Linked DNA regions of Homo sapiens: regions 2 and 3 are each linked to region 1. A link is a contact called in ENCODE Hi-C or POLR2A ChIA-PET data. All regions are on one chromosome and are shown on one strand. The core of a region is the stretch at or near the end of the contact, and the rest is flanking DNA. Distances in the headings are between cores, read along the strand shown. Region 1 holds the start of OGT (O-linked N-acetylglucosamine (GlcNAc) transferase). Region 2 holds the start of P2RY10 (P2Y receptor family member 10). Region 3 holds the start of COX7B (cytochrome c oxidase subunit 7B).

What was found. Hi-C counts contacts between places; a loop is a spot of excess contacts on that map. ChIA-PET counts read pairs that join two places held with the same protein, here RNA polymerase II (POLR2A). Pooled maps may share reads with other maps.
Region 2: a pooled map shows a loop between it and region 1 (10-fold over the local background). The contact joins the promoter of P2RY10 here to the promoter of OGT in region 1. A Hi-C loop is called at or near these places in 4 of 50 pooled maps. POLR2A ChIA-PET finds 5 or more read pairs at or near these places in 2 of 52 experiments (A673 and activated CD4-positive, alpha-beta T cell).
Region 3: a pooled map shows a loop between it and region 1 (13-fold over the local background). The contact joins the promoter of COX7B here to the promoter of OGT in region 1. A Hi-C loop is called at or near these places in 1 of 37 single-sample maps with no recorded cell type and 9 of 50 pooled maps.

The regions. Positions count from the first base shown.
Region 1 is chrX:71,531,158-71,534,609 of GRCh38, reverse strand. It overlaps OGT (O-linked N-acetylglucosamine (GlcNAc) transferase), which reads right to left and starts at 1,506. Exons shown (of 22, transcript NM_181672.3): 1 at 1,274-1,506. The coding sequence starts at 1,310. RefSeq lists enhancers at 932-1,590, 1,416-1,755, 1,256-2,455.
Region 2 is chrX:78,943,647-78,947,098 of GRCh38, reverse strand. It overlaps P2RY10 (P2Y receptor family member 10), which reads right to left and starts at 1,708. Exons shown (of 4, transcript NM_014499.4): 1 at 1,604-1,708.
Region 3 is chrX:77,897,953-77,901,404 of GRCh38, reverse strand. It overlaps COX7B (cytochrome c oxidase subunit 7B), which reads right to left and starts at 1,937. Exons shown (of 3, transcript NM_001866.3): 1 at 1,812-1,937. The coding sequence starts at 1,851. RefSeq lists an enhancer at 1,734-1,983.

The DNA.
Region 1 (3,452 bases), core at 257-2,756:
CCTACAATTACGGATAAGACACTATTGACGATTCACCTACTACTTACAGCACAACTTCCAGGAACAGTAGCTAAAACCCTCCACACATCTCAACTGAGAAACAACCAAAAAATAACCTCGCGGGAAACCTCAGAAGCGCAGCCCAATTCCCCACCCCCTTCCGCCCAAATCGCCTCAATATGGAAAGGCAGCTGAAGGACACTCCTACAATTTGGTTGTTTTCGTATTTTCAGTACCAAATGCTCGCGACTGAAGTGTCTAAAAGGGCAACCGCCTTGTACTTGTGCAGCTACACTCCAGTTGCTTTACAAACTCTTCAAGCAGGGATGGAAACTTAAAAGAATATTACACCCTGTGAATAAAGAGATACTGGGCTGAAGAATGGGGATGGCAGACCCAGAGGCGGCGGCGGAGGAATACATCGAGAAAGTAACACAAAGCGAGAATTGGGCGGGCAGGGTGGTCAACGCCAAAGCAGCAGCATCGGGGTGGTTTCTCCCCCAAGGATAGGAAGTGAACAGGGCTGGCAACCTCGCGAAGGGAAGGGTGTGGTTCCCCGCGGACAGGGTGGGAAATCCAGGCTGAGGGCAGCGGTGGAATTGGGCGATGGCAAAGGAAACCCCTGGAAATTTCCAATCTAAACCGGGACCGCTCAACCGAAAGAACACCAGAAAGGCACTGCCTAGCAGGGTGCTGCTCAATGTCCCCTCTTCTCGAGGTGACTTGTGGCACCATCGACGAGCTTTTGATCGTCCTCGGGTGATGCAAAGTGAGGATATGATTACATCGGAACGGCACCCCCGCCCTAGATTGGCAGAGAAGGACCAAATCTGGCTAAGGGGAAAAGACTGGGGGGGGAGATGAAGGAGGAGATGGAGGGGAAAAAGGAGAGGCGATGAGCTGGAATTAGGGGAGAAAACCGCTGCAAAGGAGTGAAAGGGCAGGGATTCCAATGCAGTCCATTCCACGACATTCTAAGCGCGCACGTGTGATAAAAGCGCCTGGAGAGAGTGGAATGCTAGAACATTTACGAAATAAAAACAAAGCAAGAAAGGCAGCAAAAAGCAAGCAAGGGAGGAGGAGGAAATGTTCGGGAAGCGGACAACAGCGGAAAACCCGATGTGATCAGATGCCAGTAGACCACGAAAAGCTTAGCAATGTCACTGATGTAATGGGGATGGTTCGAGGGAAGGGAGGGAAGGAGTGATACAAGGTAGAGGACGGCGCGAGACCCCAAGGGGGCATCTGCCAAGGTAGAACGGGACACCGGTACCTGTGCTGTCGGCCACGTTGCCCACGGAAGACGCCATCTGGAGCTTCTCGAGGGAGAGCAAAAAAGAGGTAATTGGTCCTGCTGCCGCCACTACCAGCAAGAACGTATTTGGAGGTAGTAGTACAAGGGCAGCAGCCGTAGCAATGCTCTGGAGGGCTTGAGCGGCGGCAGCAGTTACAGGCTTCAAACCCTGGGAACTCTAATTGACCATCTACCTAGTACGGTCTTGAAATGGCGGCGACGGCTCCTCGGCCGAAACAACATGGGCCGGAACTACTTTCTGTTACAATCAAGTGCCCGCGCGGAGGTAGCCGGTAACCAGCGCCGCCAACAAAATGACTTCAAGCTGCAAAGTCGAGATTCCATGTAGTCCTCCGCGCAGCGCCCATTGCGACAAACACCACGGTGGAGACCGCGCATGCGAGCAGCCCTGTCAACCCGACTCGTGGTTAGGGCACTCTCTGGGGCGGAAGCGGCCAAGTTTCTTAAGAGTGTAGCGGAAGGGTAAAAACAAACACACACGGGACGGATACGTTTTTGCCACCGCGATTAAGAAGAGTGTTTGTTACTTAGCAGGTGGTGTCGTTTTAAACATAAATGCCAAAGGCGTCTAAAAAAGTTTATCAACTGTATTCGTACAAAAACGGATGGTTACGACTCTCACGGATCAATTCTGAGCCAGTCAATTCAGAAGATTGCCTCTCAAAGACAGCTGCTCAAAACGAGGAGCGAGAGGGTTCCGATTTGAGCCCGTCTTCATTGTGACTCGGCCATCGATTTCAGCACTTCGATGAAAAAGACTGAAGCTTTCACAGGGCCAGTTGAATGCAGACACCTTCAATGTTGGCCGTATAGCCTGAAATTTCAAAATCGTTTTGGTATTCAGAATACTCCTGCCCACGGTGATAGGGCAAATGTTTAATAACTCAGGGACATGCTGGGCGTTTGCACTCCGAAGGCAGCCATAAAAATGTTAAAGGTGATTCACGTTCGTCAAAATCCATGACTCTCCTCGAGTTGTGACTTCATTTCCACCAGCTAGCTCTGCACATTGTCACAGTCGGCGATTCCACTGAGCTCAAAGCAGATCAACAATGATAAATGAATTCACTTGCCATCTGCCTAAACCACACGTCTAGATTGAGTCATGAATTGCCTCTACTTCCTTGAACAAATCGGTTCTTACGATCTTCCTGCAGTTTCAAGTCTACTGTTCAGACATTTTGTCACATTGGTATTTATACTTCACCTCTTGTTCTAGAAACGACTTAAGGTAGCTTGCCACATCAGCAAGAAAGTATTACAAGCCACTGGAGGCTACAAGTTGGATCTCTGAGAGCCTTTTTATTTCAAAAAGTCCTTGATCTAAGAAAGCAGGTCAATGAATTTCTTCAAAAAGTTTTTGCTACCTAGCCCCTTCACTACATTTTTTAAAACTAAGTCCTCAAATTCTGCTTAAATTTCTTCAAAACAGTCAACAAACAATTAATTATGGAAATGGCACAGAGAAAATTCATAATGCTAATTTCTTCCATCCCATAATCAAGAGTCACATCATGCAGTGAAAAAGACAAAAATCACTACACAAACTCTCCTGAAAATTGAGCACCAACCTCTTGTAATTTGATTTAACTGGTAAAACCTCCCCCCCGCACACACACACCTACTACAAGTTCCCTATCTGTAATGAGTAAACTCAGCTTTTCAACTTTTAGAAGAGACTTCTCAGATTCCACTGGCAGATGTTTAGGCCTTGCTGATGAGCGGGTGCTAGCTAATTAACAAAAACTCTTTTTGTTGTTAAATGCAGGTCATGTTCCTAATTCTTCAGCCAATAAGTAACATTTACTAGAGTCTCTATGTGCAAGGCACTGTGGGGGGCACAAAAATGAACAGAAATCCTCGCCCTCAAGGAATCTGAAGCCTAGTTAGGTAGACACAAAAAGCTACTAGAGAGCAATACAGAAGACTATTTAGATGATAAAATATATTACTCTCTATGAATATCTAGGGAGGAAACAGGTAAGGTTGGAGGGGGTGAGAAAGAAGCCTTGATCTAGACATTGAAGGAAGTGCTTTTGTATGTTTTTTATTGTTGTTCACATTGATTTCTGGGTTTTTTTTATGTGCAATTTTAAATTTAGAACCAATTATAATTAAATCAGCTGGGTCTTCAACC
Region 2 (3,452 bases), core at 459-2,958, 7.4 Mb before region 1:
GGATTACAGGCGCCTGCCACTGCAACCAGCTAATTTCTGTATTTTTTAGTAGAAACGGGGTTTCGCCATGTTGACCAGGCTGGTCTCGAACTCCTGACCTCAGGTGATCCACCTGTCTCGGCCTCCCAAAATGCTGGAATTACAGCGTGAGCCACCAAGCCCAGCAGGCTGGCCTGTCTTTTAAAACCCCAACTCACTTATTTCAAACCAAAACAACCCATAAATGTGTTTATTCATTTGATGTCTTCAGATTTGAGTAGTCTGTACAACTTGAACTCTACAACTTTCCCAGTTGAGCCCCAAAATAAACTGCATTTGGCCAAAGAATCTGTGTTCAACAGGAACCATTGCAAAAACAATTGCCCCAAATGTGTGATCTGATTCTGACTGTAGTTTACACCATTTTCCACCTCAGTATATCTGCATATCACCTACTTTCATAAGTGGTTAATTTTACTGTGCTGCAATTGCTAAGAGATAGATTCTCCAATTAATATACATCATAATGACTCCACACATCCATTTGAACAACTGAAATAAAAATATTCTCACTTGCAGGATTCTTGGAACTGAGCCTACTCCCCTGGAAAGCACAGCCAAATCTGGTATCATTCTATCCAGCCTTATCCTGGTTCCAAATGATTTGGCACAGTCTCCCTTCAGGGACTCCTTAGCTGAAAGTCTCCTTTTGATTTAGTCATCTTAGCTCAGAAGGAGAGAGGTGCTAGTATTCAGAGTAATAGCAATAATAACTGAAAAAATGAGTGCCTCACTCATGGGCTTTGCTATCCAGTAAGGCTGAACTTCGGTCAAAATTAGCTTTCAAAGGATCAAGGAACCACTCTGACCAGACTCTGAAGTCATCTGGGATACTTTCTCCTTTCCTATCCTAAAAAATGGCAGGGTCACAAATAAATTTACAGTATTCTCTGGGAGATGCAAACTGCTGTAGGAAAAGGCAAACATGAGTTTAAAGACACAGGTCCTAGATCCACCTATACCACTAACAAGCTGAGTGAACCTAAGTGTCTTCACTTCACTGGCTCTCAGTTTTCCTGACTGTATTGTGAGGGATTTGGATCTCTATGGGCCCTTTCAGCCCCCAGAATCTATTACCCTGCTTTCTACTATTTGTCTCAGTATCTCTGAAAGCTAAATTTTCCAAAGCAAGGATTTTATACCCAAAAATCTTCCTTCACGATGCAGCTAGATAAATTATACACCATAAAAAATTAAATTGACTTTTATTGGCCGAATATGTCAAGTTGTCCCAATGAGTCTCACTGAATATACTCTTCTTACCACTTTGTGCCATCTTCTCTGGTCCCACTCTCTAAAGAGCCCTCATCAAAGAGTGAGCTGCATCACAGACTCCATGCTCCTGGCATAATGAAGAGGACTGATGGCATTAACGTTAACTTTGGACTCTGGTCAAACTCAACAGTAATTATCTTTGCTCCTGTTGTAAGATGTCTGAGATGAGAAACCAGTGACAATTTTAATACAGACACTGGCCCCACATCCACCTCTGTTCTGATTTTTATGATCACACCAATCTTCCCACATGAAACCACCAATCCCCAGGTGCTAGGCATTAACTTACCCTGGAGCTTAGCTGGGATAAGCACTCTTGTTTCTTTGCAGGGAGTAAAGGGTAGAAAGCTTTACTCTGGCGGCATGGATCCTGCTGATAACTGACACATTTGTTGTTGAAAGAGGAAGTTGAGTTTATCTGGTGTCTCACCACAGAAACCTTATTTGCACAAATGAAAGGTAAGTCCCTTGAGCAAATGACGTTACTCAAATTTTATTTCTTTTTATTTCATTGGTGCAGAGAAATTCAAATAGCAGGGAGTCAGAGGCTATGCATACTCACACAATGGCTATATAACAGCCTTCCTCACCCTATCTCCTTCCTTGACAACCGACATATCTAGATTTTCACTGATTCCAGTAGGTTCCATGGTAAGATGAAATTTTCAGGAAAATCTAAAGAGTGTTTACCTAGTAACAAGAAAGCTACAGCTTGTGCAAGCCTGAGGGGCAAAGGCTGAGGAAACCTAAAAAATACAAGTCAAAATTAGAAACAGTAGAAGTACCTTTGCTTAAGTTGTTCCCTCCATCTGGAGTGCCCCTCTCCCAACCCCTTCATCTTGAGGCTCACAATTTAACACATAGTTTCATTATTTTTGTATATTTATTATCCCTTTACTAGACTGCACACTGCTTGAGGGTAAAGATCATGTCTGATTCATATCTGTATTCCCAATTTGTCCAGCACAAGGCATTTTCATGAATTGTTATTGAATGAATACATATGGGAATTAATAAATAAACAAATGCTCAAAGAATGCATGAATAAGTAAATGAACATTATTGATTACGGGGTCTCCCTCCAGTGTACTAAAATTCTGGTTTTTATGTACAGTGTATATGGGGCCTTCAAAACTATGTGAATACAGGAAGATCATACACTTGAGGACTACAGTGTCAACTAAGTCTGAGAGTAGTTTTGAGAAACGAGGTTTAAAATGCAGCACAAACCCCTGTTGGCGTGTAAGGGAAAGAGAAGCTGACAGTATTGGAAACTAAGAGCTTGGGATGATTGATGGAAATGTCATAACTTGTGAAGACTGGCATCATCCTGGCTGATGTATGTCAAATGAAACAAGTTTAGCCTTTCAATCCCCTTCTTAATTTTGATTTCAAATGTTTATTCAGCTCCTATCTTTTGTTAATTTAGGTTTCTGAATTGGCATCCCTACTGAAAAGAGAATACACTGACAGACCAACACACATCTCAGTCCATTTGGCAGTTGTGTTCCTCCCTATGGTTAGTGTGAGCCAGTTTTCCTAGGGTAAGATTCTTCTCTGAACAAACAAAAAAATTCCAGACCTGTTGAGCTTTGAAGGCAAACCCTGGGATCCAGAAATACAAGAAATCCTTTTCTTACAACTGGCTATGATCACCACATCCCAACTTTATTTCACAGACAAAACCTTCACATTGCGAGAAGGAAACCTACCAGTTTACTTCATTTCTGTCTTGCACGCAAGCAGCTTCTTCTGTCACTGACCCTAAAAAGGGAAGAAAAATAAAACCAGAAGTCAGTGTCCCAATTCAAATGAAAAATTTTAACTCAGGTAAATTTTGAGTGTTAATTATTGATATGGTTTGGCTCTGTATCCCTTCCCAAATCTCATCTTGAATTGTACTCCCATAATTCCCACGTGTTGTGGGAGGGACTTGAAGGCAGTTCATTAGAATCATGGGGGCAGTTTCCTCCAGTTTCCTCCATACTATTCTCCTGGTAGTTAATAAGTCTCATGAAATCTGATGGTTTTATAAGGGGTTTCTGCTTTTGCATCTTTCTCATTTTCTCTTGCCACTGCCATGTAACAAGTGCCTTTTTCCTCCCACCATGATTCTGAGGCCTCCCCAGCCATATGGG
Region 3 (3,452 bases), core at 688-3,187, 6.4 Mb before region 1:
CTCCAAAGGTACTTACATATATAATGAAAAGCTAGGGAGCCTGAGGCAGGAGAATCACTTGAACCTAGGAGACGGAGATTGCAGTGAACCAAGATTGAGCCACTGCACTCCAGCCTGGGCAACAAGAGCGAAACTTTGTCTCAAAAAAAAAAAAAAGAAACTGCAATGTTGCCCATTCACTAGCAATGAATATTTCTACATGGTACAATGGGTTACTTCATGATAGTTATTAGACCATTATCAGATCTTCTAACTGTCTTACATAGCTTTCCCTTTTCATCTTTTAGTCACACCGGGATAGGCAAATTTACAAATATTTCATAATATATTCTGCTCCAGAAAAGATAAAAAGTGGGCATGTGAATTCCACGCTGAAAAAAAAACAAAAAACCTTTCCTGAGGTACAAGGTGGCCCTATTTGCTCAAAGAGCAAAGAAATTAAGACTACCAAAAAATTCTGCAACATCTCATAACTTCAACACACTCATGTAACTCTGGTGGATTTCATCAGACCTCTCCTCTGTGACAACTGTTTAATTACCACACATTGGTGATCTCATATAATCCTCAACAACCCCATGAAGTAGGCATTATTTACAAATTACTTATTTTACAAAGAAGGAAACTGAGGTTGAGAGAGGCTAAATCATATGCCCAAAGTAAAAGAGATAATAAATGCTACTTTGGGAATATGAAAATAGTCCAGCTAATATTTTGTGGTTATTTTCAAAGTTGCTTAAGAGTTTAGGACACAATCTAATAATATCCTCCAATGATTCTATTAAGTGAAAATCAAAAGATGGCTAAACAAACTAAATAGTAATTACGGGTCACCTTCATTGTGTAACAACTGCCCACGTTACTCAAGGTCACCTTCGGTGCAAATCAAGTATGAAAATTAATTTGTTCTCCTCAATCTATTGCATTTTCTCTACATAATGCTGGTCTCAAAACTCCCTGTACCTGCCCAACCTTTGGATAAGAAAAAAATGACCACGATTGCCTTCAGGACAGCTAACATTGTTTTGTTTTTGTTTTCGAGACGGAGTCCCGCTCTTGTTGCCCAGGCTGGAGTGCAGTAGCAGTCTTGGCTCACTGCAACCTCCGCCTCCCGGGTACAAGCGATTCTCTTGCCTCAGCCTCCCAAGTAGCTGGGATTACAGGCGCCCACCACCACGCCCGGCTAATTTTTGTATTTTTAGTAGGGACGGCGTTTCACTATGTTGGCCAGGCTGGTCTCGAACTCCTGACCTCAGGGGATCCGCCCGCCTTGGCCTCCCAAAGTGCTGGGATTACAAGTGTGAGCCACCGCGCCTGGCCAGCTAACATTGTTAATCCACAAATAACTTCAAAGCTGCATCGATACCATTTGGGTTGTTTCCCTGCAATTAAACCAGGTGAAGAGCTAGATTTACAGTTTCCGTCTATTACAGTAATAGGAATTGGAGAAGATATTTTTCTATACAGGGTTAGGAGTAAACATATCCCCAAAGCTAAAATGTAGGACATCACTTAAGGAACGAGGTGTCTACCAAGAATGTCCTTCCCTGAAATCAAAGGTTACTGAAGAATTAAAAAGCAGGGCTAGACTATCACTCCGATAACAGAAAGAGAGCTGGAAACCGAAACAGAAATACTGGGTGATAAAGCCAATGCTAAGGACATCATCCCAATGACTTGGGACGAGATGGGAGACAGACAGCATTCAAGATTAGAAGGCCGAGATGTTCGTAAAAGGAAAGCACACGAGAGGCCGCGAGGACACATTGATATAAGGTTGTTGTAAATGATTTGTCATAATTTTTGCTCACCTTGGAGACGATTTAGTGCGCTTTTGACCAAGGGAAACATCGTGAAGGTGAAGCTAGAACTGCGGCAATACAGCTGCTGCTTTGGTGCCAATTCGCTTCAGGTACCCTTGAAGTGAGCTGAAAAACAAAATGGCTTTCAGCCGGGATCCGTAATGAGATTTGACGAAATCTCGCGATACCTGTAAAACCTATAGTAATTGCAATCCCTTTTCCCGCGAGGAAAAATAAAGGCCTTTTGGGAAATGTAGTTTCCGGCTTTATAAAATGACGTATGGTGGGTGGTATCTAATGAAGAATGAAAGAACTCCTTGAAGCCAGGTTTAGAGCTCTATAGAGGGCAGCCGAGAGACAGATCTTCGACCGAATCGTCTAAGGAACTAGCTTCAAAATGGCGTTCAAGTTCCACAAGCTTCGGTTTAGTATCTCCACACTAGCTCTTTCTTCTTTCTGTTCCCCCAAAACTTCCTTTACTTCTCTCATTTTTTTTGTCTGCTATTACTACTATACTAATTGGCTTAGCTTTTAGTTTTCAAATAACGTCAAGTTTAGAGAAAAGTTGCAAGAACAGTAAAAACTTCTGTAATATGTAGATAAATACGTGATAAAATAACTTTGGAAAGCTATTGGCCGGGCGCGGTGGCTCACGCCTGTAATCCCAGCACTTTGAGAGGCCAAGGTGGGCGGATCACGAGGTCGGAGTTCGAGACCAGCCTGGCCAAGATGGTGAAACCCCGTCTCTACTAAAAATACAAAAATTAGCCGGCGTGGTGGCGCGCGCCTGTCATCCCAGCTACTCAGGAGGCTGAGGCAGAATAATCACTTGAACCCGGGAGGCGGAGGTTGCAGTGAGCCGAGAACGTGCCACTGGACTCCAGCCTGGGCGACAGAGCGAGACTACGTCTCAAAAAGAAAGAAAGAAAAGAAAGCTGTTAGGCCTGGCGCGGTGGCTCACGCCTGTAATCCCAGCACTTTGGGAGGCCGAGGTGGGCGGATCACGAGGTCAGGAGATCGAGACCATCCTGGCCAACATGGTGAAACCCCATCTCTACTAAAAATACCAACAATTAGCTGGGCGTGGTGGCATGTGCCTGTAATCCCAGCTACTCTGTAGACTGAGGCGGCAGAATCGCTTGAACCAGGGAGTCGGAGGTTGCAGTGAGCCAAGATACCACCACTGCACTCCAGCCTGGTGACAGAGCAAGACTCCGTCTCAAAAAAAAAAAAGAAAAGAAAAGAAAAGAAAAAAAAGAAAGAAAAGAAATGGCAACACGGCAAAACCCCGTCTCTACTAATATACAAAAAATTAGCTGGGCATGGTGGCACATGCTTCTAATCCCAGCTACTCGGGAGGCTGAGGCATGAGACTTGCTTGAACCGGGGAGGCGGAGGTTACAGTGAGCCAAGATCGCACCACTGCACTCTAGCCTGAGACCTGTCCCAAAACAAAAAAAATAAAATACATACAGTTCAGTGGCATTAATGGCATTCACATTGTTGTGCAACTATCACCATTATTCATCTCTAAGACTTTTTCATCGTGTAAAACTAAATGCTTTGATTATACATTTTGACTATTGAAAATATTAACATTATTCCAAAAGTCAAAACTAAACAGACTAGTGTACTTAGAGAAGTGTCATT